2 separate regions of the Homo sapiens genome follow, and region 2 is linked to region 1. Evidence: chromatin contacts called from ENCODE Hi-C or POLR2A ChIA-PET data. All regions are on one chromosome and are shown on one strand. Each heading gives the region's core, a stretch centred on a gene start or an enhancer-like site at or near the end of the contact. The rest is flanking DNA. Distances are from core to core; before and after follow the strand shown. Region 1 overlaps CFAP74 (cilia and flagella associated protein 74). Region 2 holds the start of PRKCZ (protein kinase C zeta).

Region 1 (2,581 bases), core at 44-2,543:
TTCGAGACCCCACCTAAGGTTCGGCTCAGGCCCACCTGAGCTGCTGTTGGAAGAAGGGGCTCAGCCCCTGGTGAAGATTGGAGCTTCCACCTGGTCCCCCCGCCAACCTGCACCCCCTCCCAGGAGATGCCGTCCCCCACTGGGGTTCCCAGCCAGCATGCCCCGAGAAATGCTGGCTCGGACACCTTTGAACTCACCGAACATTTCTTTGTTGAACATTTCAGTGGAACTGAAAACTCGCCCGTCTGAGCCAAAAATGAGATATTTCCTTCTAGATCCTTGTTTATCTAAAACATAAAACAACCCCCACCACAATACACTTCTGCAACTTTTGTGTGTTTTGTTTTTTTTTTGGACAGGGTCTGGCTCTGTTGGCCAGGCTGGGGTGCAGTGGCACCTGCTCGATTCACTGCAACCCCCCTCCACCCACCCCCACCTGGGGTCCAAGCGATCCTCCCACCTCAGCCTCTCCACTAGCTGGGATTACAGGCATGCGCCACCATATCTGGCTAATTGTATTTTTTGTAGAGACGGGGTCTCGCCATGTTGCCCAGGCTGGTCTTGAACTTCTGGGCTCAAGCGACCCTCCTGCCTTGGCCTCCCAAAGTGCTGGGATTACAGGCATAAGCCACCACACCCCTCCCTCCTGTAACTTTAGCCTGTTACATGTGCCGTGGCTACCTGGGCCAGGGCCGCCTGCCACCTGCCCAGCTCGGGTGACCCCAGGGGAAAGAGTCAGTAGAGGGCATCTCAGGAGGGCTGGACACTAGCTTCCTGGAACATCCCAGCCCTCCCGACTTAGACCCGAGAGTGCACGCCCTCGGCCACTAACCCAGAGGAGCTGCGCCGCGGTTCTGCCCAGCATTCAGGAATATGTTGAGTGTATTTTTGGAAGTAAAATAGCAAAACAGGGGCCTGCGTGATCCTCACTGAGAGGCCAAGTGCATCCTTCCCCCATCATGTTCTGCGCCACCATGCCCGATCACAGGCTCCACCCACCACCACCTCCCCTTCGAGAGAGAACGGGCCCCTCTGACTCACCATCGGCTTGAAGGTGACAAGCACTTCACAGGACATTCCGGCTGACAGGGGGCCAGGGGGGTCAAAGCTGCAGGACGTGACCCATAGCACACGGGGGTTAGTGCTGCGGAGGGCAGACGCTCGCCTCACCACCCAGAGCACAGTCAGGCTGGGCCTCCTGGCCTCCTCCCCATCCCGGGCCTGGCCCCCTGCCCAGCCGCCTTCACCCCGGGGAGTGCTGGATCTGCTGCATTCCCTGCTGCCGCCAGTACCTGGCAGGCAGGGGGCGCTCCAGTGTGTGCGAACGTTTGTGGAGTGAGGGAGTTAATCACTGAAGGCGTGAGGCAAGTCCCCAGGCCAACTGCCAGGAAATGGGACCCCATGGGTCGGAGAGGGCCACAGTTCCCCTGGGCACAGGTGCCAGGCCTGGGACCGGGGCTCTAGGGCTTTGATACCAATATGGGACCAGGGGGCTGTGGGCAGGAGCCAGGAAGAGAGCTGGAACTGGGAGTCCTGAGACAGCTGGGACCCTCGGGACCCTCTCAGCCCCTTTCAGGGAAAGAACCACAAAAATAGCCCCTACTGCACAGGCCACTTGAGGGAGCTGGTCTGTCTTGGCCCAGATCAGGGTGAGGGAGCATCTCCCCAAGGAATTCCTGACGCCAGGCTGATTTCACAAGGTTGGATTTTACCTAATGTGCTTGGTTTAGAAATGCACAAGCTAAAATTTTAATGTAAAATGTGTCCCTGGCTGGCAACATTCCCACGGCACCAGCAGAAGCAAACCCAAAGCTCCTCCAATTGGGAGGGAAATGCTTTGGTGCCGACTGCACAGAGCCCGGGATGGAGCTGCCGGGGAGAGGAGCAGAATCCGAGAGGGTGGACGTGCGTGCCTCACATAAACCAGCAGCAGAGTGCAGGGCCGAGCTCCAAACCCTTCAGATGACAGAAGCGTGGAGTGGGGATGTTAGAGGACGTATAGATAAAATGGTTAGAGACAGAAATAGAGAATTCCAGACGTGAGAAAAGAACAAGACACTGTCAAGAAATGCAGACTCATCCAAAACAGAACTTGGCATTTTTAGAAATGAGAGACAGGGCAGCTGAGTAAGAAACTTACTGAGCAATTTCAACCGTTGATTAGCAGCACTAAGGGGACAAGTGGTGAACCGAGCAGCACCTAGAGCACCACCCAATGCGAAAAAGAGACAAGAAATTTCCAACCCGACGGGGAGGTTTCAAAAGGAGGAGCAGGAGGGCAGAGCCGGAGAATGAATGGGGGAGGGGCGATGCCTGGGGAGCTGGGGCTGAGAAGTTCCCAAAATTGTTCAAAGATCTGAATCTTCAGATTCAACAGCACAGTGAGGTCTAAGAAAAATCAGCCCACACCAGACGCACAGCAGAGCTGCGGGACATTAAGGATGAGAGAATCTCAGAGCAAGCAGGCGGAAAGCCAGGTATCCTCCAAAAAAACCAGCACCTGGACCGAGGCCACCTCCCACTCCAGCAACAAGAGGCAGAGGGCAGGAGAGTGGTGGCCTCAACCTGTTGAGAGAAAATA
Region 2 (2,581 bases), core at 29-2,528, 90 kb after region 1:
TCAGCCTGGGCAGCAAGAGCGAAACTCCATCTCAAAAAAAAGAAAAAGAAAGAAAAAAAGAGAAAACGTCTGAGAACCGACGGCTTGTATTTAAAACGTGTGAGTGGGTGGTGGCAGGAGAGGTAGACAGGGAGCAGGGCCGGCTTGGCGGAAGCTTTGCTGTAGAGAGGGGCAGAGATGGCTCGGTGGGTGGAGGGAGGGGCAAACGGTGTTTAAGAAGAAAAAACGACAGCTTCTGCGTAGGAGAGGGGCCTCCTGTCCATCTCCAGGGAGAACATGGGTTCTGTGGCCACAGGTCTCCCCAGGGCCTGGCATCAAGGAGGCGCCAGGCACGACCTGCGGGATGAAAGCACGTGGCTGAAGTCCTGGTGGCTGTGTCTGGGTGAGGGGTGTGAGGGCGTGGCCTGAGCAGGTCCACTCTCAGGGGAGAGGGGCCGAGGCCAGGAACTGGGTCTGGGTGTCCACCTGGTGCCTGGGTGAGGTCCTGCAGGCAGCAGGTCTGGGCTTCAGTGGATGCAGCCAGTAAGGGATGGGCTGATCAGGGAAAACCGTATTTTCAGGGGAGGAGCCCAGGAGGCAGGGAGCTGGGCGGCGGTGGAGGGGCCTGGAGGGCGATTGTCCAGATCAAGCCCCTCGAGTAAGGCCCGAGAGGCTGTGGCTTCAGAAATGAAGGTCATGGGCGACTCGGGCCAATGCCGCGTCCTTGACCTGGGCGAAGTGAGCGGTTGCACTCACGAGTGTGGACGGCCCTTCCCTACAGGGGACCTTGGATTCGCTGGGGGCGGAGTGGGGGCTGGGGCCCAGAGAACCCGAGTCCGGACGCTCCCGTCCGTGACCCTGGCCGGGTTCTCCGCTCCTCGCAGCTTCAGTCCGCAAGTGTGAGATGTCAGGGGACCCCTGGACGGCGGGGCCCTCGGGCTGGCAGCGCGCGCCGCAGGAGTTTCGATTCGGAGGGTCTGGGCGAAGGCCGAGAACTCGCGTTTCCAGCGAGTTCCCGGGGGCGCCGCTCCGTCCCAGAGGCCGGGGCCCCTCCGGTTGCCGGGCAGAGCCGCGCCGCGCGCGGTCCCATTGGCGCAGGTGCGCCGCGCCCCGCCCAACAGGTAGCCCCGCCCGACAGGTAGCCCCGCCCGCGCCTCGCCATTGGGCCGCGGCCGGGTGTCCCCCGAGGATTGGCCCAGGTGGCGGCCCCGCCTCGCCCTCATTGGCCGCAGGTGCCACCGCCCGCCCCGGGACCGCCCGCCCCGCGGATTGGCCGCTGGCTCCACCTCGGTCCGCCATGTTCGGACACCGCCCCCCGCCCCCGCCGGACGGTCCCGCCCCGCGCGCCCCCCGCTCCCGCCCCGCGCGCCGCCGGAGTTCCGCGGAGTTGACCGGGTCGGCGCCGTCGGTCCTGAGCGCTGCCTTCCGCGTTCCGCCGCGGCCCCACCTGGAGCCCCCGCCCCGCGCCATGGCCGGAGCTCCCGGGGCGCAGCGCTGACGGCGGCGGGGGGAGCGCGCCATGCCCAGCAGGACCGGCCCCAAGATGGAAGGGAGCGGCGGCCGCGTCCGCCTCAAGGCGCATTACGGGGGGTGAGCGGCGGAGAGGGCGGGGAGCGGCGCGGGTGAGGCAGGGAGGGCGGGGAGGGCTCAGCCGTCGGGGCTCCTGCGCGAGAGGGAGAGAGGGAAGGGGCGGCGAGGTCGCTGCGGGCCCGGGGCTGTCGCGGGAGGTCCTCGGTCCCCGCCCGTGAGCGTCACCCGCGGACACGTCGTGGACAGCGCGGGCTCCTTCCCCGGGACCGGGTTTCCCTGGGGTCGGCCCCGCGCCGCGAGCTCCTCGGCCCGGTCATTGTGGTAGACGTTTTCGCTGGAAAGTTGGGCGGGGACGTTCCGGCCGCAAACCTGTAAGGACTGAAAGTTTTCATCAAGTTGTGAAAACTCCTGGCGGGTTTCTTAAAATCAGCGTTTCCTAAACGTTCTCCACGTTTACCCGGTCGGGGGTCTCGCTTTAGCCAAAATCCGGAGACCCGGGGCGCGGGCGCTGTGGCTCCAATGCAGCCCCCGGCAGGGCTCGGGGCGGTCGGGCGGGGACAGGGGTTTCTGGAGGAGACGGTGGGGCCGAGACTGACCCTGGGGTTTGCGTCGCACCCGCCCCCCGGAGGCCCTTGCCTGGCTGTGGGAGGGGGCGCGGTCAGGTGCTGGAGCGGAGGGGTCCTGGACTCTTGGCCGCCGCCTCGGGGCAGCGCTGCTGGGGGTGGCGGGGGCTGCACCAGGTGGCCGGGCTCACAGGCACAGCGGAGGGGTCGCTGCCCCCCGAAGTGTGGGCGGTGGGGAGGGGAGGACCCGTGGGTTTGTTCTTCCACCTGTGCGCGTCTCCAGGAGCCCCGAACTGGGACCTCCGCTCCCGCGAGGGTGGCTGCTGCTGCAGAGAGGGAGGGGAGCAGAATGCGGGCTCCGGACTTGCACTGGCTGGTCCTTGGGATCTCGAAAAGCTGCTCCTGCCCCGGTGCGTCCTCAGCTACAGCGTGGGCAACCTGAGCCCCAGAGGCAGGGACGGCCGGCAGGGTTAGGCGGGTGACAACTTCCCCGGGCCACGTCCTCTCAG

What was found. Hi-C counts contacts between places; a loop is a spot of excess contacts on that map. ChIA-PET counts read pairs that join two places held with the same protein, here RNA polymerase II (POLR2A). Pooled maps may share reads with other maps.
Region 2: a map of dorsolateral prefrontal cortex shows a loop between it and region 1 (7-fold over the local background). The contact joins the promoter of PRKCZ here to the enhancer-like site in region 1. A Hi-C loop is called at or near these places in 96 of 168 maps with a recorded cell type or tissue (A673, CD14-positive monocyte, CD4-positive, alpha-beta T cell and 55 more), 36 of 37 single-sample maps with no recorded cell type and 47 of 50 pooled maps. POLR2A ChIA-PET finds 5 or more read pairs at or near these places in 10 of 52 experiments (A549, H1, HEK293 and 5 more).

What each region holds. Positions count from the first base shown.
Region 1 is chr1:1,958,923-1,961,503 of GRCh38, forward strand. It overlaps CFAP74 (cilia and flagella associated protein 74), which reads right to left. Exons shown (of 39, transcript NM_001304360.2): 15 at 1,042-1,108; 16 at 198-287. LOC107984872 (a long non-coding RNA gene) reads left to right here. Exons shown (of 3, transcript XR_007065354.1): 3 at 1-108. Among named protein-coding and RNA genes, the nearest start is that of TMEM52, 41 kb to the left of the region's middle. RefSeq lists enhancers at 1-8, 954-1,659. Within about 2 kb of position 1,294, at least 2 of the 41 ENCODE cell types and tissues checked have a DNase peak (open chromatin) inside an H3K27ac peak, as active enhancers do; they include HCT116 and dorsolateral prefrontal cortex, where a contact is called at or near this core.
Region 2 is chr1:2,049,133-2,051,713 of GRCh38, forward strand. It overlaps PRKCZ (protein kinase C zeta), which reads left to right and starts at 1,279. Exons shown (of 18, transcript NM_002744.6): 1 at 1,279-1,569. The coding sequence starts at 1,499. PRKCZ-DT (PRKCZ divergent transcript) reads right to left here and starts at 938. Exons shown (of 3, transcript NR_135509.1): 1 at 736-938; 2 at 466-534; 3 at 69-336. RefSeq lists a silencer at 857-1,466.